Regions from separate parts of the Mus musculus genome. Here all the other regions are linked to region 1. The links are chromatin loops, found by intact Hi-C in ENCODE. Cell type or tissue: left cerebral cortex. All regions are shown on one strand.

Evidence for each region. Peaks named below come from ENCODE experiments on the same cell type or tissue, not always from the same donor. Only the 100,000 strongest peaks of a DNase experiment are listed, where the experiment ranks them.
Region 2: a loop joins it to region 1, with 2.9 times the contacts of the local background. A loop is called at or near these places in 5 of 42 quality-filtered maps.
Region 3: a loop joins it to region 1, with 2.0 times the contacts of the local background. A loop is called at or near these places in 2 of 42 quality-filtered maps.

What each region holds. Positions count from the first base shown.
Region 1 is chr13:83,447,847-83,455,846 of GRCm38, forward strand. No RefSeq gene overlaps it. Among named protein-coding and RNA genes, the nearest start is that of Gm33274, 5.4 kb to the left of the region's middle. In left cerebral cortex, no CTCF peak of the experiment used is centred here; DNase peaks (open chromatin) are centred at 3,152, 4,189, 4,305 and 7,076.
Region 2 is chr13:83,384,303-83,392,302 of GRCm38, forward strand. No RefSeq gene overlaps it. Among named protein-coding and RNA genes, the nearest start is that of Gm33217, 32 kb to the left of the region's middle. In left cerebral cortex, no CTCF peak of the experiment used is centred here; no DNase peak of the experiment used is centred here.
Region 3 is chr13:83,370,367-83,378,366 of GRCm38, forward strand. No RefSeq gene overlaps it. Among named protein-coding and RNA genes, the nearest start is that of Gm33217, 18 kb to the left of the region's middle. In left cerebral cortex, no CTCF peak of the experiment used is centred here; DNase peaks (open chromatin) are centred at 3,131, 5,949 and 6,210; H3K27ac peaks cover 848 bases.

The DNA.
Region 1 (8,000 bases):
CAGCTAGAAGTACTTCAGTTATTGCTTTCAGGTTTATCAGGAGCAACTCTAGTGATGTAAAAGGCAATTGCCTTTCTGCTGAATCATAGCTGTATTTATATCACAGGATGCTTCGGAAGGTACCACCTATTGAATTAAATACAAAAACAATAACCTTCCTGTATGTTATATTTTACATTTTCCTGGCTTCTTTCAGGCATGAGGACATATCTGTAAGGTGTTGACCTAAATTTCTGCTGACCTAATTTCTTTGTTGCAAAAGGATTTCGGTGCAGCCTGTCCCCGCTGCGGAAAGGTTTTGTTCTACATCACTGTCAAATTTCAATGACAAATGGAATGAACTTTGTTAGTCCTTTTGAGATTTCAGAATATCTCAGGATATTCCCTTTTAATATCTAAGAGGATTTCAGTGATTTGTCCTACTGGCTCCAGAGTGTAAAGGGGGCTCCCTGTTTCCCAGGCATTTACTCTAGGCTGTCAAGCATGCCCCATGGAACCACTATACACTTCCTGCAAACATTTTTACTGTATAGGAGGTTGCTAATGAAATGGAGAAGAATAGAAGTGGCAAATGGAATTACTGGGCTCTTAAGTAAAGGATAGAACTGTTTGCAACACTAATGGATTCAGCTTTGGGTCTGGTACTGTATATTTTGAAACAAAAGTAAATAACCTCTCTTATGATTGAAATTCTTTTTCTCACAATGATGCATATACCAAATATGTTTTCCAATATACTCCTAATATGCTAATTGTATGCATTTGTGCTCGAGGGCCATGGTAATGGAAAAATGGTACTTAGCCCAAATAATTCAGTAAATGTAAAAGCTATGCATCTATAGACTAGAGTCTAAAAACAACAATAATTCCTTCCCTTGAGTGTTCAAAAACATGGAAGACTAAGTCTACTATGTTTTCACAGATGTCTACACAGACTTCTTTCTATTAATGTTAGAATCATGTGTTAACATGCAGTCTTAATATGAGATGTATTAGTTTTGAGATTCAGAATTATATTAACTTAAAGTGATATGGTAAAAGTGGCTTCAAAGAATTATCTTATGTTTGATCACAAATTATAGCTCAACAATGTTATTCCAGTGTTTTCACTGGAAGCAATTCTCTTGGAAGACCTGAAGGTATCACACCCTGTCAGTCAGAGATGTGGTCAGCAAAGTGTAGGGGACTTTGACAAAAGCGGCTGTCCCAGCAATTTAGACTGAACTTAAGTTATAGTATTAAAAAATCCTAAAGTATAGAAGAAAGCTAGCAAGGAAAAGTAAAAGCTATTCTCAAGAGAGAAAAGATATATGAAAATCAACTGCAGGTCAAAAGAGAAGTGGTGAGTTATTTTTAATAAGAATAAGATTAAACAAAATCAATAAAGAAAAAAACTATTGAACAAATCAAAAACTGTTGGATATATTTCTGAAAAGCATCCTGGATGTAAAAAAAAAAAAAAAAAATTAGACAGTATACATGGGTAACCGGGTAGTGTAAAGAGAAAGAAAGCCAAATAAAAGTCCTTCATCACCAAGAAGTTGCTGGGTATAGACACTGATCCCTGTAATGGCTCGAACTGGCAAACGCATTACCAATGCATTGCTGCACCATAACAAGATTCAATAATGGCCCGAGGAACTAATCATTTATAATTGACTATCTTACAGTAGTCTAGTGTGTCACATTAAACCAATAGCAGAGAGGAGAAGCACATTGTAAGATAAGAAGGAGAAACTAAGGAGGAAGAAAGGGCGAAAGGAGAAGAAACAGCAGGGACATAAGAAGAAACTGTGAGAGACGATGGGTTCTGTGGCTAGTTCTTTAGCTGTGGTGTTGGTATGGCTACCTACAACAGACTAGATATTCCCTAATGGAATTTGCCAGAATCTCTAGATATATTTATTGAGATATCACTCAAGATTTCCAAATGAAATCAAAGAATCCAGTATGAAATCAAAGGTCATTAACATTCCAAATGATTTGTTTTAGAGAATAGCAGATATCTATGGGTTACAAATGCAGCAAAGATATTCTCCTATAAAGCAAGAATGGAAAAACTATTGCCTCAGTAGGAAATAGTCTTAGTACACAATGGCCTAAGGTGGTTTACATGCATACTAGAGATTTTGTGTGGTTCTCTTGAATGTCTTTGATATCTCTTAATTAAGGAGTCCGTATGACCTCTATTTTGATTCATACAGGAGCCAGTAAAGCTTTCAAGATTCAAGTCAACTGATAATATACAACTCATGTTCTCATGTATCCATCCTCTGTGGAGAAGTTTAAGACCCTTTCTTCCTATGAGATATAGCTTTCCATATTTTCAGAAAGCATTTGAGGAACAAATAGCCGTTAGCTGTCAGGGTTTATTGACTCAGCATCCTACCCCAGCAACATCACTCTCATTCTGCAACAGCACACACCTGCTGTGCCAAGGTCTCCTGGCCAAACACAAGGAAAGGAGAGAAATTTCTAAAAATCCATTTTGACTTTATCAGGAACAAAGATGACAACTGAAGCAAAAGCCAGGTCCAATCTAGCTTTTCATAAAGTTGCCTGAGCCTGTTTTCTGATCAGGTGAACTCCTTGCTGAAACTCTGCTTTCAGAAGCCACAGTAGATTGAACAATCAGAGTATTTGAAAACCCAATCATTCCCACAAGGATTCGTGAAGTGTTGGACATCTGGCATATGGGTGTTCTGAATAAAAGGCTTTTGCCAGGAGTTTTAAGATCAGAGATTCACAATTAATTCTGACTGCTTGGATCAATAAAGATTGTTTTCCTTTGAAACAGAGCATCCGTAAAGTTATGTAATTTGAGGTATAGGAAAATCATTGCCGAAAAAGTAGAGTGCTTTGGGCCCACAGATTCCATTTGGCAATAGTTTCAGCATGAAAGTAAAACCATTATTTTGATGAGACAAATGCATTTGAAAACCATGAAAGATTATATCAGTGAAAATTTCTATTTGAGTAGAATACATTTTTGTTCCCCACAAATTCACTCAGGTGTAGTACTAATCACTGAAGAAATGCAGTTCAGTGTGAGCTCTTTCCTAAAGAAAAAGCACATGTGAGAAGTTGAGTTATTTTGTCTAATGCAGCTGCTACTTGCTCTGCAGAAGCAGGAATGTGGCTGATGACAAGGTAGAATGGAACATGACACCTCTGCTGGCAACCAGCCAAGAATACACAATGTTTTAGCCACTCTGTGGTGTGTGATCTATTTCTTAATTGTTGATAACATATAATTAGGACAATCTTAGCCTCACTTAATGAATGCAGTAAGTTAAACTGCAGTGCCAGAGTAGACTTGAGTAGACTTTGTTAGTCTTGGAGCACAGAACTGCAGAGTAACATTTTATAAACAGTACAAAATGGAATCTTCCCTTTACAAACTATTGGCCTGGAATTATGGCCAACATCCTAACCCACACTATAAATTCTGTGCACTGTATAAATGTCAACTGATACTCATGGACAACGTGCCCAAAATAAATTTTTCCTTTGAACATGTTAAAGGTAAGATTTATATAAAGAAATTTTGCAGATGTGTAAAATGACCAATTACATGCTCTGCTAATCAGTTATCAACCTGATTTATTCAGGGGCTCCTTTCTCAAATGGTCTGAGCTCAATCTAGTGAACTGTTTTATTTTAATAAAGATATTTCCTACAAAATAATTTATTGATTATTGTCTTTTCATTAGAATAGATTATGTGAAGTTATTTTTCACACCTATATTACTTAGAATTACATTTTTAAAAAAATATTATAAAGGATACTAACATCTTTATGTAGGCCATAAATAAATTCAACTGAATTTTTCATGTTTCTTATCAAAAATTATTTTTTAGAAGAGAAAAATCCTAACAATCTATGAAATAACCAAAGAAATTTAAATTTTTGTTAAATACATTCTAGCTTTTATCTAGAAGAAATTGATAAAACAAAATCTTTCTTAAAGGGGAGTAATATTTGTCCATAGCACGCACACTTTCCCTGATGTTTTCATCATTTTGTCTTTAAATTTGTTCTAATGTTATCAGAATCAATTTTTAGTTTCAGTCATCCCAAAGGAGCTGTCTTGAGTGAAGCTCTTATCGGCACGTTGTAATGAAGAATCAGCTCACATAGCTGTTACTATGGTGCTCACAGATCTGAAGAAAATTTTAGTGGAAATAAAATTCCAAAGCACTAAATTTAGAGGTATTTCATTTCCTAGTAAGAGGCATAAAAATAGTATCACTGGATACAATTTGAATTGCAAGGGAAAGATATTTATTCCTCCATGATGTTCAAATGTACACATTCTACAAAGCCAGTTTCTTTCCACAGTCCTAGGGACATATTAGAAATCATGTTACCTAAGTTGCAGTGAGGCCTCTGAAAGACAGTGCAAACGATGGAGAGCTTCCTTTTCAGCTGGCTGCTGTTTTCACACAGAAACTCTAACAGAAGAAAGCAATGGCTAATTGAGTTATACTATTATGTACTAATATAGTTACACTATTAATTGTTAAATATATATTTGTGTGTATATTTACACATACATACACATTACAAGCATATTTAATATAATACTTACACTAATATATACTAAGAAGAAAGCAGCAGTGTTCTGTATTTGTGATAGGTTGCTAAGTTGTTTGTTCTCTCACAAAGGCAAGGAGAGTCAGAGGACCTCATTGTTATCCTGGTATAATGACTAGAAATCTCAGTTATAAACTCTATTTTTTCATTAAAAAGAATAATATTTTTCTGGGCAAAAAATCAACCAAATTCCATTTTCCAAAAGTAGAAATAATAAAAAGCTCTAGAAATTATGACAAAATATATTTCCTATATTAAAATTACTCCTACACATTTAATATAATTTAAATATGCTTTTGCCCACTATTCAAAATCATGCCAAATTCCTCAATTCAGACTGCTTCCCAGAAGTACCACCTAAGTGTCTGCTGGAAGAAGAACGTCCTAAAATTATATTTAAATTTTTATTTCATTTAACGCTTTCTGTGATTAAGCCACACACACACAAAGAGGTCTACAATAGCTTTTTGCATTTCATTTCATCTGAATTTCTAGGTTTTTAAGGAAGAAGAGAAATTTTTAACTTTCACAAAACACAACTAAATCTGTTAGCAATGTCTAACATCTATGAGTAATACAATATAAATACTAACGATGGGGAATAAGAAGGAATTCCAGTTTTCTATACATTATCTTTAAGTTCACCAAGAAGGTTTGGGAATCCCTGTGCTCTGTGCGCACAGGAGAGAAAGGGGAAGTTGTTTTTATCTGTTCTGTAAACTGTCAAGTAAAGCTCCTGCCTCAATTCCAAATACACACTTTTCACTAACACGAACACATGTGCCCATAGTTACAGAGACTGTTTTAGAAAAACATGGTCGTTATATGGGATTCTTTTTAAATTTATTTTATTTTATTTTATTTTTAATTCAAATTTTACACTCCATATTCCATTTCCCACCCCCCATCCACCCTCCAACTGCTCCACATCCCACACCTCCTTCCCTCCCCACCTGTCTCCATGTGGATGCCCCCACTCCCCACCCCACCTGACCTCTAAACTCCCTGGGGCCTCCAGTCTCTTGAGCATTAGGTGCATCATCTCTGAATGAACACAGACCCAGAAGTCCTCTACTGTATGTGTGTTGGTCTGGAAATTGCAAACTGGGATTTTTTTTATCATGAATTTGGGATTTGGGAGAAATTTTGACTCAAAATTTAAAAAGAATAAAAGCTTTCGTGAGACTTAGTGGTGGCACTAGCATGGTAGAAGAGTCTTTACTTCGAGGTCTAACCCAGGACTTACAATCATCCATTTGTACCATAAGAGCAATATCCTCTCACATACTACAAATATAGAGTATGGCTTAAAAAAACATGATTGCCTAGATAGATTTTTATATTGTCATAGTTTAATTCTCTTTTCTGTTCGAAAGGCCCTTTAGTATGAAGTCTAACTGGAAAAGAAATATAGAGGAGGTGAATTAATTTGCTAACAAGCAAAAGAGAACGCCAGAGCATTTGTAAAATAAAATTTATTAATACTTTTTCTTTTACAAAACACTCAGGAAATAGTTTCTTTAAAATGTCAGTTTAAACTGAAACACTGCACTGCAAATGTCACAGGTTGGTTAATTCATTCTTTATTGATAAAAGAAGTGTTTGCCTGATTTTTGTTTGTAATTACTTCTCCCTTTTTACAGACTGGATACTAAATATAATCTATTAGTTTTTATCCACTTTTAGTTCACAGCAAACCCAGTTTCCCACCTTTGCTACTTGCTAGACAAAGTGTATTAGGAGTGGTTCTCATGTTAACCTCACCAGGAGACAGAGTACAAACTGCACATTCAGCCACACGTTTCCAGACTTTGAACTATACAGGGAGTGTTAATTCGCACATACTAAACCAATGTATCTCAAAACATTTCCTAAATCACATTTCATTTTGCTAAGGCCAATACAGAAATCTTACTGCCCTAGATCAGGAAAAGATAAGCATTTGGCTCAAAAGTAAAGCCCTGTGTAGAATAAACAGATTTGCTAAATGCTTTTAGAACCTACTTTCTATTACATGAATTAATCCTGGACAATTTAGCCATATGTCTCTCATTATAAAAACAGAGTCCCTTCTACCTGTGAGCTCTCTAGGTCACATACTTTTTCAAACATCATGGGAGGGCTTAGTTCAGAGTCAGAAAATCCATTCTGGATTGGGCATTTTTGAGACTGTGTCTCAGTTTCCCACTCCCCTTTTTTCTTTTCTCTTCTTAGTGGTTGGGTGGGAAGAGGCCCAAGAGAAGTACAAATTCAACTTCTGCATCTGAATTCAGAAGGAAACAGGCTAGAACTACCTACACAGCATGCAATGGCTTTCCTAGACTTTCCTTGGTTTCAGTGTGGCATAGATAAAAACAAGGAGTTTCCATAGCACCCTACTCTCAGTCCCAAGGAGGCAGCTGTGTTGAGACTTGGCAAACAAAAGACCTCCATGGAAGAGACCCAGTTTGGGCTTCCACCGGGAGCTACAGGAAAATAAATCAGAGATTGAACTTTTGTAGCCCCAACCAGGCTATTTTCCTGGCAAGCAGATCAAACCAAGAGAGCAGGTGTCAACCTCATCTCTAGTACCTACAAACCCCGTAGACAAGGGATATCATCATGAATCTTCGAGGACCAGTAGAACTCAACACCCAGTAATGCCAGCTCTTCCCTACCACCCTGAAGTCTGTAAAATAACTAGACACTAACTTGAAGGAGAGCCCAGAAGTGGACAGAAGGCTGAAAAATCTGGGAGACTAAGCGTGTTTTCCTAAACAGACAGCATTACCTAAAAGGATGGCTTTAATTATTGAATTGGATAGGATTTTAAAATGCATGGGACTCTAAATTTATAAGGGAACCAGAATAGTTATAGACAAAATAATGGAACTGTTTTCAAGGGACATCCCAGTTGCTATGTTCATGAAGTCAATGTTCCATAACTAACACAACAAATAAAGTTTCTGCAGTGAAAATACCCCAATCGCCTAGACAAATCTTACTCACCTGTAAGATCACTACATGGCATCTGGCTACAATCGGGTGAGCTTTTGCAACTCAAATTTTCTGTACATGATGACACTGTTAATAGGCTTTGCTTTTTCATGTATGTATAAGGCAGAAGTATAAGTTTATGTTATAATTAGGACACAAAATAGAGGGCTTCATAATTACATTTTATACATGTTTATATCATTGAACTTTGCCCATGTGTCTGTCTCTCCTGTTACCTTCTATTCTTTCTTAATTTGTTTTTGGATAGTTGAGATAGTTGGTTGTTTGGTTTGGTTTGGTTTGGTTTGGTTTGGTTTGGTTTGGTTTGGTTTGGTTTGGTTTGGTTTGGTTTGGTTTGTCTGCAAATAACAATACTATTATCTCCCATAGTTATTTGAAGAAAAAAAGTAAGATTCTTTAAATAAAG
Region 2 (8,000 bases), 64 kb before region 1:
CTACAAATGGAAAAAAAAAAAAGATTGATTACTAGGAAAGTCTTTCAGGTACAACTTGTGGGCAGCTAGAGAGAGAGAGAGAGAGAGAGAGAGAGAGAGAGAGACAGACAGACAGACAGACAGACAGACAAAGAGACAGAGAGACAGAGAAAGAGAGACACACAGAGAGAGAGAGAGTACTTATATAAAATAACCTGTATAAACAAAAAGAAAAGAAACAAGCAAACAATAATATCAGAGACGATAATTAAGCCAAGAAGATCTGTGTAGAGGGTGGTAAATTCTACATTTTTATCTTCATGCATATTTAAACTGTACACGACCGTGTGTGACTTATAGTATATACCTGCATGTGCATGCCTGCATGTGCATATGTGTGGTGTAACCACTTTTTTGCAAGTTATACAACAGATATCACACCCTCTTGAAATTAAATGCTGCCCTAGAAACTTCAAGAGATTTTAAATCTCATATCTATATCCACACATTAAATTAACCAAAGCAGATGGAGGATGATTTCTGAGATTAGAGATACTGTCCTGAACACATTTATCCTTGTATTGCACATAACTGATGTCTTTACCTTCATACCAATGAGTGCTCCCCTTGATTTCATAAATTAAATTATGTTTAAGTTGTTCTTGCTCTGAACTATAGGGTGTTCATTCCATAAATACATGGAAAGGCTCAAAAATAGTTTGGACTAGGTATTAGGAAGGGCCAAGACTAAACAAAAAGATGAGTCAGACACATATAGGTAAAGAAAACCCCCACAGGTCATAGTCTACCCTCCTGGTGTTCTTCCACTACCCAGCTCTAAATGCCCATTTATTCTTCCAATTCTACCTAGTTTTAAAGGCCATATTTTTTCTCCTTTTTCCACTCTATTAAACTTTTAGAATATAAAAATTTGCTATCAATGACTCATATTCCCTTTCTAATTGCTTTATGTTATATGACTGAAGTTTCAGGTCCCTCAAGAAAATCTATTTAAAAACCTATCTTTTACTGTTATTCCTTAATGGCTTCCCACTAATTAGGCTATGATTTGGTACACAGACACACATAGAAAATAAGCAATAAACAGAACTGATTTCCTAGGTTCTCTCTCTCTCTCTCTCTCTCTCTCTCTCTCTCTCTCTCTGTGTGTGTGTGTGTGTGTGTGTGTGTGTGTGTGTGTGTGTGTGCGTGTATTAGAGTGGCTTACAGGTTGTGGTGCAGTTAGTCCCACATTGGCTGTCTTTTGATAGAAAGTTCAAGAATATGATAGTTGTTCAGTCCAGCAGGCTGGATGTCTTGGGTGGTCTTCAATATACATTAGAATCCTGAAGAAGTAGATTTAACACCAGCAAAGGGATGCCTCAGCATAAGGAAGATAAGCCTGCCAGTAAGGGAAAGGGCAAAAAAGCTCCTCCTTTCTATGTCCTTTTATGTAGGTTATCATCAGAAGGTGTGGCCCAGAGTAGGGTGCGTCTTCCCACCTATGGGAAAGATTCAATCAAGAAATGATTCAATCAAGAAAGTTCCTCACATGTTCCTCACCCAGATACTTAGGTTTAGTAGATTCCAGATACTGACAAGTTGGCAACTAGGATTAATATACATGTGTATTTATGAGCATATTTATAACATATACTATATTATATACTAATATATACATTAATAATATATGAAATACTTTGTAAGTAAAATTTCAATTAAAAATAAATAAAATAAATAATTCTAAAGTAGGAGACAAAGGGGAGCTTGGATTCCAGTGTTTTCTTAGGGGAACTATTTGTGGTGATGTAACTTCTCATTAATCCTAATCTTCTTAAATTCCAGCTACCTCACAGTCCTCTCCCAGGCTGGGAAACACAACATCAATGTCTGTGCTTTAGAAGAACATTTAAGATGCAAATTTTCTTTTTTTTAAGGCTTTTTTTTATTAGATATTTTCTTCATTTACATTTCAAATGCTATCCCCAAAACCCCCTATACCCTCCCCCTGCCCTGCTCCCCAACCCACCCACTCCCGCTTCCTGGCCCTGGCATTCGCCTGTACTGGGGCATAATGATCTTTGCAATACCAAGGGCCTCTCCTCCCATTGATGGCCGACTAGTACAGAAACAAAGTTCGGAGCTGAGACAGAAGGAAAGACCATCCAGAGACTGCCTCACCCGGGGATCCATCCCATAATCAGCCACCAAACCCAGACATGATTGTATATGTCAGAAAGATTTTGCTGACAGGACCCTGACATAATTCTTTCTTCTAAGGCTATGCCAATGCCTGGCAAATACCGAAGTGGATGCTCACAGTCATCTATTGGATGAAACACAGGGCAAATTTTCATACTTACTGATACTTCATCTTTGAGACAGGTTAAGAAAAGAAAAAGTTAATTGATACTGATTTGATTTTTAATATGTATTAGAAACCAATAGCCATGGGTGACTGAGACAAAACATAAATTCATACTAGAAAGCCCAACTTCAAGTGCTTAATGGGACTGCAATACCCTTCACAGGGGCACAAAACGATTGACTTTGCATCTAGCTCAGTGGAAGAGTAGGTCAAGAACTCCGTTTCCTCTTGAGCACCAAGATAGTCAGCAGATGAATGAATGAGACATCACTCAAGGATAGTGCTTCCAGCTCTGCTACGAGTAGCAGTCCCTCCAAGAGCTGGTTAATAAGCTTCTTGTGCTTGTCATGTGAAATTTTATTCCTGATGCAAGTGTGGTCTCCAGAGGCTTACTGCCTCAGTATGCTAACCTAGGCCTAGTCCTGGAAGCTTCTTGCCTCTGCATAATCTAATCTAGGTTGAGAATAATTTCAGCCTCTGAGACATTACTGAATAAGCTCGCCCTTTCTAGTTCTTTCTGACCTCCAACTGGCTGGTTCTACTCTCCTGTTCTGGCTCAAACTCCTCTCCACACTGACTGATTCAATCTGGTTTCTCTCAGCTTCTTTATGATTTGCTTAGCTTGGCCTCACACTCACATTGGCAATATATTCTAGTCTTCTGGCTCCTTCTCATTGTCTGGCTCATTCTGCCTTCACCTGTGTCCAGCTTGTTCTCCCTTCAATTTATCTCTGTACAACAATCCCAGTAAAACTGCCTTCCTCCTCTTTTTCTTTCTCTTATCACACTGGTCTCTCTTCAGTAGCATCTTCCTCTCTCTTCTCATGAGCATTGGGCATACCCTTTTCTGTCAAATTTTCTCTGATTCGTCACTTTGTCTGCCATTCAATTAAGCATCACTTTCAAACATGCACTCTTTCTTCTACAACTAACTTTATCTTTATTGTTTGGGATTAAAGATGAGTTCTAAGGGTGTGTCTATATTCCAGAGGAATTAAAGGTGTATGGTATAGGCTGAGCCACTCCACAACTAGAAACACAATTGGGTTCACTGTGTGATCAATTATCTGTAACAGTCATGTTAAGGCAACTTCAACATTATGCAACTTTTCCATCCTTGCTCCTTAGGCCTGCTGGGAATCTGTTTCCACTTTTGGAATGCATGGTGCTCTGAAACAAGCCAAACCTTCTATGCTCATGCTCGTTCTTCATACCTCCAAGCATGTAGCTGCCATCACTCTATCTGCTGCTACATATTCCTCCCAACTCATTACTATGATCTTAAACGCCATATTCTCCATGAAGCCTTATCAAACTCTTCAAACTGTTAAATTTCCACATTTAGTTTTCAATTTCATCAGCTTTTTTCTCCAGTAATTGCAGAATCTACCTAGAGATTTTAGTTCTTTTTCTAGCTATCAACCAGGAGATTTCAGATCTTTTACTTATATTGCCTGCAGTCAATTGCCTACAGTAAATATTTGTTGTTTAAAAACAACTGACTTTACAAATTAGAGATATGGTTGGTAATGTCTACACATTATCCATTTTTGTCTTGATTCTGACAAAACAACGCTTTGCCACCTAGAAAGGGGGATTGCCAAGAGCCAATGGTCATTGAACCTACATGTGTTTATTGAAACTATATAGTTCTGTTTCACTGACCTCTCCTGGTGGGGTGAGTTTACAAGTCAAAATACTTTAGTACGTACTTACAGTTCTGCATAAATCACCCCAACCCCTGATCTAGTTGAAACTATAGCAAAGAACATGCCAGTGCGGTTTAAAGCAGCAAGCCTCCTTCTTTTATACCCCATTCTGATTGGGATGCGTAACTCTCTATCCCTGGAAGATCATGGGTCACATGTTCTGGAAAACATGCAGACAGTGATAAGTTCTGCCTAAGTAACTCTACCTTAGTTCCCTCATTTGTTGTCCCTCTTCTCTGAATAGACCAAGATCCACAGGAACTCATTGCCACTTGTCTTCATGGAAGCTGTGAACTTTAGGTAGTGAGCTCTCTAGGGTTTTTGATTTATAGAGAACTCGTGGGGATCCTTTCTCTTTGGCTATGGACCCATGGCTCAGAACTTCTTTTGACAAACCACCCAAGGCAAAAATGGGTGCCACTGGGCTAGCAACCTCTTCTTTATTTATCCCTTAGTCATTGGTACTTAAGATGTATAGCATACCCTATAGAGTCAGTTGAACTAGCAAGTTATAGAGTTTTGATTGATTCTTTTTTAAGTATAAGCTAGGGCTGGAAAGATGGCTCAGTGGTTAAGAGCACTGACTGTTCTTCTGAAGGTTGAAATCCCAGCAATCACATGGTGGCTCACAACCACGAATAATGAGATCTGACACCCTCTTCTGGTGTGTCTGAAGACAGCTACAGTGTACTTGCATATATAATAAGTAAATATATATTTTTTTTAAAAAAAGTATAGGCTAGAGAGTACTGGGGAATGAGGGCCAGGGAGATATATCCTAAATTTTAATTTGCCAAAGAATTTTTAGTGACTAAGAAAACTTACTGAATAAGGATCCATGAAACACAAAGCTTGTTTTAATGTCAAATTCCTCTCTCCTAAAAGCAAGAACAGATAATTCAAGCTCTGCCAAAGAAGATGGGAAATTGGCATAAGGGATCCCCTGGCCTGTCTTCATCTTTAACTTGTAATCTTTTATTATAGAAAGCTATTAGACAGACTAATAAAAATTAGGGCTGCCAAGCAAAAATCATATTACAGAAAAAAATTATCATGAATAGTCTTGTATCACTCACCTTTTAAAAAGAGCTGATTTAGAACAATTACCTCTTAGAAATTATAGTGTTTAAATATAAAGACATCTTATTTCTAACAGTCATAAACTCAGGCAATAATATAACATTTTTTTATTTTTATTTTCCATTTTTCCTTTTGGATTATAGATCATGAAAGAAGAATTTTATGCAGCAGTTGGTGACAAAATATATTTCTTATTAATGTGTAATATTTGCTACATTAATAATTTTATGTCATTAATTATTGATGCAAACTTAATTGTGCCCCATGTCCCTTTTTCTTGAAGCTCAATAAAAACTATATATTTCTTTAATTAGGCTTCACTTGAAGACTGGAAAACAATTCAGGAGTGGTGCTTTGCTAATTCACCTATACACAGCCAGGAAAGAAATGAAATTAGTGTCTTGAATGTGATTTAGCAAGGAAGCATTGGTGGCTTTTCCAAAACAATTAACCTCACCCAGAGGCCAGGGACTTGAAAGCAGCCAAAACCTAACACTTAGGAGGAGGTGACTTTCTTTATGATCTGAAGAGATAACTACGTGATATCAAAAGACATAGAAAGAGAACATTAGGGTTAGCCACACGGCTAGCACACCAACTTCTTCATAGTCTGTTTCACTAGACATGCAACTCTGCCTTTCTTGCTTGATTTTAGTATGCTGTCGTGATGCTCCACTTAAAATCACTGGAAATGTTGTAAGCACTTCATACTCTTTCTAAATAGTATATTTGAAATAACTTATGTGTTAATAATTAATAAATATTAAGATACAAAAAAGAACAAGAAATAATGACAAAAATGCCTTTGACAGAGAAATAATGACAGGAAAATATTTTTCTAGTATAAGATTAGCAGGAAAGCATGAATCCTAACCGGTCATGTCAGGCTGGCCATGGGGAGCACGGCATGTGTAAACTGGAGGTATAGTGCAAATCCACCTGAACTTCCCAACCCAGCCATGATGCCATCTAAGAACGTGAGCTTTATATGGCAGATCTCAAATGAGTAAACAAGATAGAAAAGTTTAGTTTGGGAGAAATTTTTTATTGGATATTTTCTTTATTTACATTTCAAATATTTTCCCCTTTCCAGGTCTCCCCTTAGGAAGCCCCCTATCCCATCCCCGCTTCCCATTCCTCTATGAGCAGGTAACACAATCACAAAAGAATACACATGGTATGCACTCACTGATAAGTGGATATTTATCCAAAAGCTCCGAGTACCCAAGATATCATTCACAGACCTCATGAAACTCAAGAAGAAGGAAGGCCAAAGTGTGGGTACTTCACTCTTTTTTAGAAAGAGGAACAAAATACTCAAAGGAGCAAATATGAAGACTAATTGTAGAGCAGAAACTGAAGGAAAGGCCATCCAGTGACTGTCCCACCTGGGGATTTATCCCATATTCAGTCACCAAACCCCAATACTATTGTGGATGCCAAGAAATGCTTGCTGAAAAGAGCCTAATATAGTTGTCTCCTGAGAGGCATTGCCAGAGCCTGACAAATACAGAGGCAGATGCTCACAGTCAACATTGGACTGATCATGGAGTCCCCAGTGGAGAAATTAGATAAAGGACTGAAGGAGCTGAAGAGGTTTGCAACCCCATAGGAAGAACAACAATATCACCCAACCACCACCCCCCCCCCTCCCGAGAGCTCCCAGGGACTAAGCCACCAACCAAAAAGTATACATGGCTACAGCTGCGTATGTAGCATATGATGGCCTTATCAGGCATCAATGGGAGGATAGGTCCTTGTTCCTATGAAGGCTCGATAGATGTCCCAGTGTATGGGAATGGAGGGCAGGGAGGTGGGAGTGGGTGGGTGGGTGGGTGGAGGAACACCATCATAGAAGCAAGGACAGGGGGACGGGGGACGGGGGACCAGGAAATGGGATAACATTTAAAATGTAGATAAAGAAACACACATTGTATGTATTCACTGATAAGTGTACATTAGCACAAAAGTTCAGAATACCCAAAATTCAATTCACAGACCATATGAAGCCTAAGAAGAAGGAAGATCAAAATGTGGATGCTTCAGTGCTTCTTAGAAAGGTAAGCAAAATACTCACAGGAGGAAATATGGAGACAAAGTGTGGAGCAGAGACTGAATTTTTCTTATTTTAAATGGTTGTTTCTTTCTTCTTAAAACAGTATAAAACATACTCACAGCTGTGTGTAGGTCAGTGTGTTATTGATATGATATTTCTGTGGCTGGTCTAAACACAGCTAAACTATGTGGTTGCATTTTACTGCATTTCAACCATTCAACAGATTCTGTTAGACCTACTACAAAAAACGATAGTAATGTGCTGTTATTTACCAACATAGCCAAGTCCAAAAGTTCTTAAACATGATTTTCTTTGTGAAAAGTTTCTGTGCACAGTATTTTTAAAAATTATTCTTAAATCCATGTATATTCCTAGAATACCAAAAATGGGCAACACAGAAGGTGAAACAAAATATCACAACCATCTCATACAAACATAATCACTATAAACAGTGTTATACATTTCTATTCAAGATTTTTAATTTCACTTGTATCTTGCAATATTTAAATCACCTATAGACACAATTCTATTTAAGTCTTTTCCTTTAACTTGCTGTACTAAGAATCACCTCGTATGACTTACTGTTTAATATGTTTTCACTGAGAAGTTTTATACTAGTATACTAAATTAGCCTGACTTAGGTTTTATATTAAGAGTAAATCTAATTGTGGCAAACCCTATTTTTGAATAAGCACTTTATATGTTCAATCTTGACTGTAGATGTTAAAAGCATAATGTGCTATTATTTACCAACATACCCAAGGCATAACTATCAAATATCAAGTCACTTTTCAAGATGGCATTTGTA
Region 3 (8,000 bases), 77 kb before region 1:
AAAGCACCTGTGCACTGAGAGACTGACAAGTAACAGGGCTCTACTCTTCTTTTTCATTTTATTTTGCTTATTAAGTTATTTTATGGATTTACATTCCAAATGCTGCCCCACTTCCTGGTCCTCCCTCCCAGAATTCTTCACCCCATCCCTCTCCCCTTTGCCTCTGAGAGGCTGCTCACCTACCCACCTATCTCCACCTCACCCACTTCATCCTGCATCCCCCTTCCCCAGCGCATCAATTTTCTACAGGATTAGACTCATCCTCTCCTACTGAGGCCAGGCCAGGTAGTCTGTGTCTAAGGCCATGGATCAGCCCATGGATGCTCTTTGGTTGGTGGCTTTGACTCTGGGAGCTCTGAGGGGTCCTGGTTAGTTGATGCTGTTGTTCTTCCTATGGGGTTGTCATCCACTTCAACTCTTTCAGTTTTTCCCCTAACACTTCCATTGAGGTCCCCAACCTCAGTCTAATGGTTAGCTGTAAGTATCTGCATCTGTCTCAGTCAGCACTGGTAGAGCCTCTCAGAGGACAGCTATGTCAGGCTTCTGTGTACAAGCACAACATGGAATCAGAAATGGTGTCAGGGTTTGGTGCCTGCCTATGGGATGGATCCCAAATTGGGCTGGTCACTGGATAACCATTTCTTTAGTCTCTGTTCCATTTTTGTCCCTGCATTTCCTTTAGACAAGAACAATTCTGGGTCACAAATATTGAAGATGTGTGAGTGTTTCTGTCCCTCCACTGGGAGCCCTATTTATCTACTGGAGGTTGTCTCTTCAGGTTCCATCTCCCCACTGTTGAGCATTTTAGCTAAGGTCATCCCCAATGAGTCCTGGGAGCTTCTCATACCCTAGGTCTCTGGGACTTTCTAGAGGTTCACTCTGCCCCCACCCTCCACATCCAGAAAAATTTCCATTCAGACTCCTGTACCTTTGGGCTTCTTTCCTGTCTCCCCCCCTATACCTAATCTTGTCCCCCCCTTTCTCCTCCACCTCCCTTCTTATACAAAGGTCCCTCCCTCCCTCTGAATCCCATGATTATTTTGTTTCCCCTTCTAAGTGGGATTGAAGCATCCTCACTTGGGTCCTCCTTCTTGTTAAACTTCACACACTTTGTAAGATGTATCATGGGTATTCTGTACTTTATGGCTAATATTTACTGATTGGTGTGTACATATCCTGCATATTCTTGTAGATCTGGGTTACCTTGCTCAGGATGATATTTTCTAGTTCCATCTATTTGCCTGAACCTTAGTGGCCCCTAGGCATCTTGTTTTTTCACTACCTGACCCCACTGGAAAGCTCCATGGCTCAAAAGCCTGTAAATTAAGCCTGTAGAGGCAAGACAAAACCTGAGATAGCAAGCTATGTGTGCATTAGCACAGTTCTCTACAAGTCAATAAGTCTACAGACACCTTGGGTACTTCAGATACCTCATTAAATAACAACTTACTATAGTTCGTAGCTGAGGTTGCTTCTTCAAATATGAATGAACTAGGAATCACATTATGTTACTTCTGTTACCTCGATTTAACATTACTGCTACACATTCACCCACCTGTCACACATAAGAAATACTGAATTACAATGGTTTCTTTCATTGTCAAGAAAATCAATTAATATTCCCGTGTGTGTGTGTGTGTGTGTGTATTGAGGGGAATATGAAATGACTTACTAAAATGTTCATGTGCACATTTAAAGATGCACATCAAATGGACTCCAATATTAAATTTGGTTTCTAGAAAATTTCTTCTTCCTTTTGTATTTGACTAAAAGAATGCATAGATAGTGTCTGTGGCACAAAGAGTTTTACATTTAGCTTTGTTAAATCATGTCAGCTGGCCGAGTTCTTGGATTTAAATCATCTCAACAAAATGGCAGGCTTTAACAGTAATTTCCAAAACTGGGCAGCAATCAGGCCATTGTGTTGATTCAAGATGCATATCCTGGTTTCCCTGAGTACCCAAAGTACTGTGCCAGACACTGTAGCAATTATCAGATAGAGATTTATGGATCTGGACTGTCCCATGCTAGCAATGGAGGATGACCAGGTTTTTGAGATGTCGTTTATCTATATTAACATATGCTGAGAGTATGAATTATAAGCAAGGCATTTATTTTATATTTTCTTGTTGATTGTATGATTATATACATATATATATGTATATATGTATGTGTGTAAAATGTTAATTTCCTCTGTTTCCTTTTATTCTTTGTAAGTTTAGTTCCCACGAAAATTAATACATTTTTATTGAAATAGAATTGCATCAGTTTCCCCTTGTTTCCTCTATTCAACCCTTCCCAGTTATTTCTCCATGTACTCCCACTTTTGAATTCATAACCTCTTTCTCTTTTACTATTTAGTCTTACATGTAAAAGTGTTTTTGCACATATATAGAGAGATGTAACCTTGTGTTAACATTTGTCTCTGTGTCTCTCTACTGAGCAGTGTGAGTCTTGAGCAAATGACAAAGTGACTGTTTGCTGAGAAAGACCACTGGAACTAAGGGAAAAGCCATCTCTCCCTTTAATTAGTTTTGTAATTGCAACAGATCCATTGATGGGTATTTAAAAGAGACAAGCCTCCTCTTCTCACTCAGGCAAAACTCCTACTGTGCTTCTAAGCGTTCTGCCTGAGTGAAACAAATAAGATTAGGCCCATGATGTCTACTTCACACTACAACATTCTCTCTTTTCCAAAACTTTTTTAGTGTATTATTGGCTAACAGACTGCACAAGGAAGAAAGAAACAATAACGGAATGGCTTGCAAGTGTTGTTTTGAAACCTGTAACTAGTGCTGTCAGCTGCTGGCTCATTCCTTTTCCTACATTTCCATTTCCTGACTCTAGTTTAAGAACATTTCACCGCGTGTAACTATCAATCATCCTTAACCCAGAAGTGCACTGTACATTAGTAACAGTTAATTGACATATTTAAAGCAAATAGCTGCTTAGTTTTGTTGTGAAGGTTTAGCATACAAATCTGTAACAGCACATGCTTTGTTTGTTTCAATTACAAACATCCCTGTCTGCTGCATTGCCACCTCTGACAGTAGATGAATAGGATGCGATTCCGTTGAAGCATCCAGCACACCATGTGACAGCCGCAATAGATGGCAACATGAGAAAAGCACTCTGCTCACCAAAGGATGCCCAAGCATGGAGAAGAAAAAAATGATATGAAGTAGAGAGGCAAAGTGGAGTTTTAAAAGTGTGCTCAAGAAGAAAGGGAACAACCAGGCTTTTGTCCTTTCATTCCTATGTAGCATCAACCTAGTAAAGAAAAAGGAATGATTGCAAATCGTATTGTCTCTAGCACTGAAAAATATGAAGAGGATAATTTCTCTTTCTCAGTAAATTTGTTTGTTAACAAAGGAAGTTGAAATGTTTTGTTGTGTATAAACTTTTTGTACCTGTTAATAGCCTAAAAGGACTTATTTATCAGGCACTGATTTGGTCCCAAGTATTTATTCAACAGTAGGTTCACAGTCAGTATGCAGCAGGATTTCTACAGTACATGGAAATGCAACATTTCTTTCTACTCATCTCAGTGTCCAATGATAAATAGAATGTGCCTTCTTTCTTGAACAACTTATGATGAGTTAAGTACTCAATTAAAGAAGACAAAACGACAAGTCCTTCCTTCCAACTGTGAAATCAAAATATCTGTGATAAATACCTTTAAAGTAAACAACTTCTACTCTATTTTAAATGAGATTTACTGTCTCCTGCATCTAGAAATATGGATTCTTAACTGAGTAAAAGCATTTGCTTTGCCACTGTATCAAAAAACCAGAAGAGATCATCTGGAAGAGTTCTGTGTTGTTGTTGTTTTGTTATTGTTGTTGTTGTTTGTTTGTTTTCTGTTTTGGTGTGTGTGTGGCGGGGTGTATGTGTCTATGAGGCAACAATAGACACAGCTATATGTACTGGACATCATTATATCCTATAAAAATGCTATATGTTCACAAAATGATTGATATAAAATCAAGAAATAATGTAATAAAAACTATAACATTAATATAGTTATCACTAAGAATATTATTAGACCTCCACTAAAAGGTTAATAAAGAAATCAAAATATTATGGAACTAATATGAAGATCTAACCAATACTCATTTCTAATGTTACTAGCAGAGAGAGAATTTAAATTTTAATTATAATTTTATTTAGTAATATCATATCATCCTTATTATCCTCAGGTTCTACAAACCCTAGCCAGGGCAGTACTTCAAAGCTTTGAAAAGTGACCATGTGACCCATGAAGCTAGGAACAACCAGGCTTTTGTCCTTTCATTCCTATGTAGCATCAACCTAGTAAAGAAAAAGGAAAGATTGCAAATCGTATTGTCTCTAGCACTGGAAAATATGGAGAGGATAATTTCTCTTTCTCGGTAAATGTATAGGGAAGAGCTTCCCATCTGTTCTAAATTTCTAATATTGAACTCTTCGGTTGAGGCCCACAGTCTTTCATGGTTCACTGTGAATTTGTAAATAGATGTTTTTCCATTGCTAGTGCAAAGCTAAAAAGCCAGAATTATTTTTCTGGCCGGGTGTTTTTGAAGCCTCCTTGCCGCTGAAGTTTCTGTGTGTGATTCCATCACCCAGGCCGATGTTGGGTATGGGCAATATGTGCCTTCTTGTCATGCATCCCACTCAATCTGTGACTTCATCCTATTCCTTCGTCACTACAATTTTGCCAAGAGCTATTCTTTCCTTTTCATAAGAGCCACTAAAGCTCCTGATCATGGTTAACATGTAAGTGGATGAAGGCTATAGACCCTCTTCCTGGGTGAGGCCATTGTCTCTATTTTAGTCTTTCTTCGATGAAATGATGAAGTTGTAGACTCTCTGTCTCAACTATTTATTTGCGTGAGTGGGCTTCATTTCACACAATCTGCCCTGGGTTGGTATTTTGTAAACTAAAACACAATGAAGTGCTGGGTAAAGGAGCGCATGCTTGGCTACCACAGCTGTTGGTAAAAAATTCCAAATTCTGTTGCTCAGTTTTTGCATTGTCTCATCTCCAATGTCTGCTAATTTTCTGATCACCATCAGTCTCCAGACCACACTTCTAGGAACACCAATGAGCTACTTACTGTCTAATCAGAGTTATTTTCTAGGTTTATTATTTAAATTGTTCGTATAGAGACAGTATTAATTGTTATGCCCTCAATGACTGACTTTTAGAAAAGACCTCTTTTCTCTACTACTAAATATATTTTTCTTTAAAGCACTTCAAAAATGACATAGATATTTGATAAAATTGATAGCAAAGTATTGGAACTGTGATCAAAGCATATGACAGTAGGGTATTTAACAACACTATTGCTTCTGAAATCCCATAGAAAAATAGAAATCTCATACAATGCCCCCACATACACACCACAAATACATAATACAAGCACACACATATGTATACGCAACTCATCCAGAAGATTTCAAAAAATACTTAAAATGTTCTGCAAAAGGGATATAGCTGTACCCATGATTGTGGTACACTATAATGTAGATAATTTGCCTATATTAAGAGCAATAATTAGTATCAAAAAGTAATGTAAGTATAGAGTTCAGGCACTCTTCGTCTTTGGCAATACTTGTTCAAACCATCGAAATATTTTGTACTATATCAAAAAATACCCAGATTTAAGTACCTAACATTTTTACTGTATTTACTATCAGTATGTTGCCAAGACACAAAGAGAAATATTAGCAGGATTCCATATCTCAGTTTGTCTTTTGTTTTACAGTCGAAATATAGATAGCATTGCCCTAATCCACGGGTCCAAAGACCGATAATAAGCCCTCCCTTCTGGGTCCCATTGCTTCAGCCAGATTACTTTTCATACTGTTTCTTCATATACTTTGCAACACGATCGCATCACATTTTTCTTCAAAACTCTGGCAGATTGTTTGGGCTAGAGATAGATGGAGACAAGAGGCACCATCTGGTGCAAGATCTTTATTCCTTGTTAGCACTACAGGAGTTCTGGTATTTTACATGGATCAAGCAATAGCAAAGATTTTTTTTTTCCTAATGCATGGATGGAAAAGGTATAAGATGGTCAAATGGCCCTTGGCACTGTTTGATAGTATCATGAGATTTGCCGGGTTGGAGTTGGGGTATATTGAAGGGGGTCCTTTTTCCCCTCTTCTCCTTCAGCTCAGACAACCAGTGGCATATGGTTTCATGATTCACAAAGATGATCCTGGACTATAGATTTGACGATCTCAACATAACTTCCAGGCTTGCCAGGACTGTTGCAGCAGAGCGAGCAAATAACTCATGATATTTCCTCTGTGGTGAGTAAGCTCCAAGTCTCAGGCTTCAGTCTGAGCTGGTACTGAGAGAAAGGAACTATGCCCTTAATAGCCAATGTCAAGGCTGTTTCTTTTGCAGATGAGAGTATATGTTTCTGTACTCCTGGCTCATGACTTTCAAAGGCCACCCAAAGGTTTAAATGACGCCCATCTCGGCTTTGTTGATTCACATTTAATGTGATCTTTGGCTGTTTTTCATATCTTTCTACTCTTTGTACATTTAAACTCTTTCTACAATGTAGCTATTTTTCTAACAATTTGTTGTTTCTACATTAAAATATTAAATGTAATAAGAAAATCGCCACCTTTCATAATTAAAGTCAGCATTTTCTAATGGAATTAACTGAGAAGTGGGGAGTAGGAGATTTTTCTTTTGATGTTAAGAAGCTAGCTCAGCTACTTTGTCAGGAAAAGTGAAAGAATGAATTTGAATAGAGTTTTGGTGTTCTCTAGCCCAACTACTTCCATTCTTTCTACTGCAGCATTCTTCCATTCTGCTTTAATATTACATATGTTCAACCATACCACTTCCCCTCAAAAATTCATGTGAACACATGCAAACACACCACACACATATGTGCCTACATACATGCAAATATGCATATACATACACATGCATACCATATGCACACATGAAAATTTGAAAAGCCAAAGTTGTTTTATGGTTTTAAAAGTAGTGATCTATATAGGATCGATCCCATCAGAGCTAACAGCAGAAATAAAACACGCCCTTAATTTGCAGTGGGAAACACACACACACACACACAAGCCTGGTCTGTAATATCTTAGTTAACATATAAATGGAGCATTTTCATGAGTAACAGGGACAATGGAGTATTTTAGAAATAATTAGAGAAAATAAATTAGGAAAAATGCCAATACACAGAAAAACAAATAATTAACTATAAGAAAATTTATACCATCTGAATTGTGATTTTTACATAGAATGTATTGCATAAATTTCTTATGCTATGGTATCCATTTCCATTTAGACAAATACTTGTTCGTTGAGTCTGCCAACCCAGTGAATGGACTCTTCCTCTGGAATTAAATGAGTACTGGGCTGAGATTATTGCATGCCCGGGTGTCAGAAACTTTGTGACACCCAGAGATACTTCATTCTTAAATCTCACATTTGTTCATTTTTCCCCATTTAGCTCTTAACAACAACAACAACAACAAAACACACACACACATGCACACCAGAATTATCTAGTAAAAATTGGGACCATGAGAAGTTGAGGTTTGACTTTAATAACAGTGATAATGGTAGTGATGATAAAGAAAAGATGATAATGTATATTTTTAGAAAACGAAAACATTTAATTCAAATTTTTTAAAGAAATAGTATGCTTTAATAGCTTCTCATTTTAGTCTTTCCAAAAGGAAGAAATAGCTAAGCTTAATTTATGAAATCTCTCAACTGACAGAAAATGAAGGTTCTTAAAATCTACTACAATTTTTTGCCCAAGGTATTCACTATAAAGTCTTCTGAGTGTAATGTAGTCTGGTTTGAAACATACTGACTTGAACCACAGTCCTTCTAAGTCAGTCTGCTGTAGTGCCCTTGCTATTATACAGTGCAAAGAAATGCATTATCTTCCTAAACATCTGATTTAGAATGAACACCTATGCACTCATATGTGTTCTGCAATGTCCTAGAAGTGGCGAAAATCACCCAG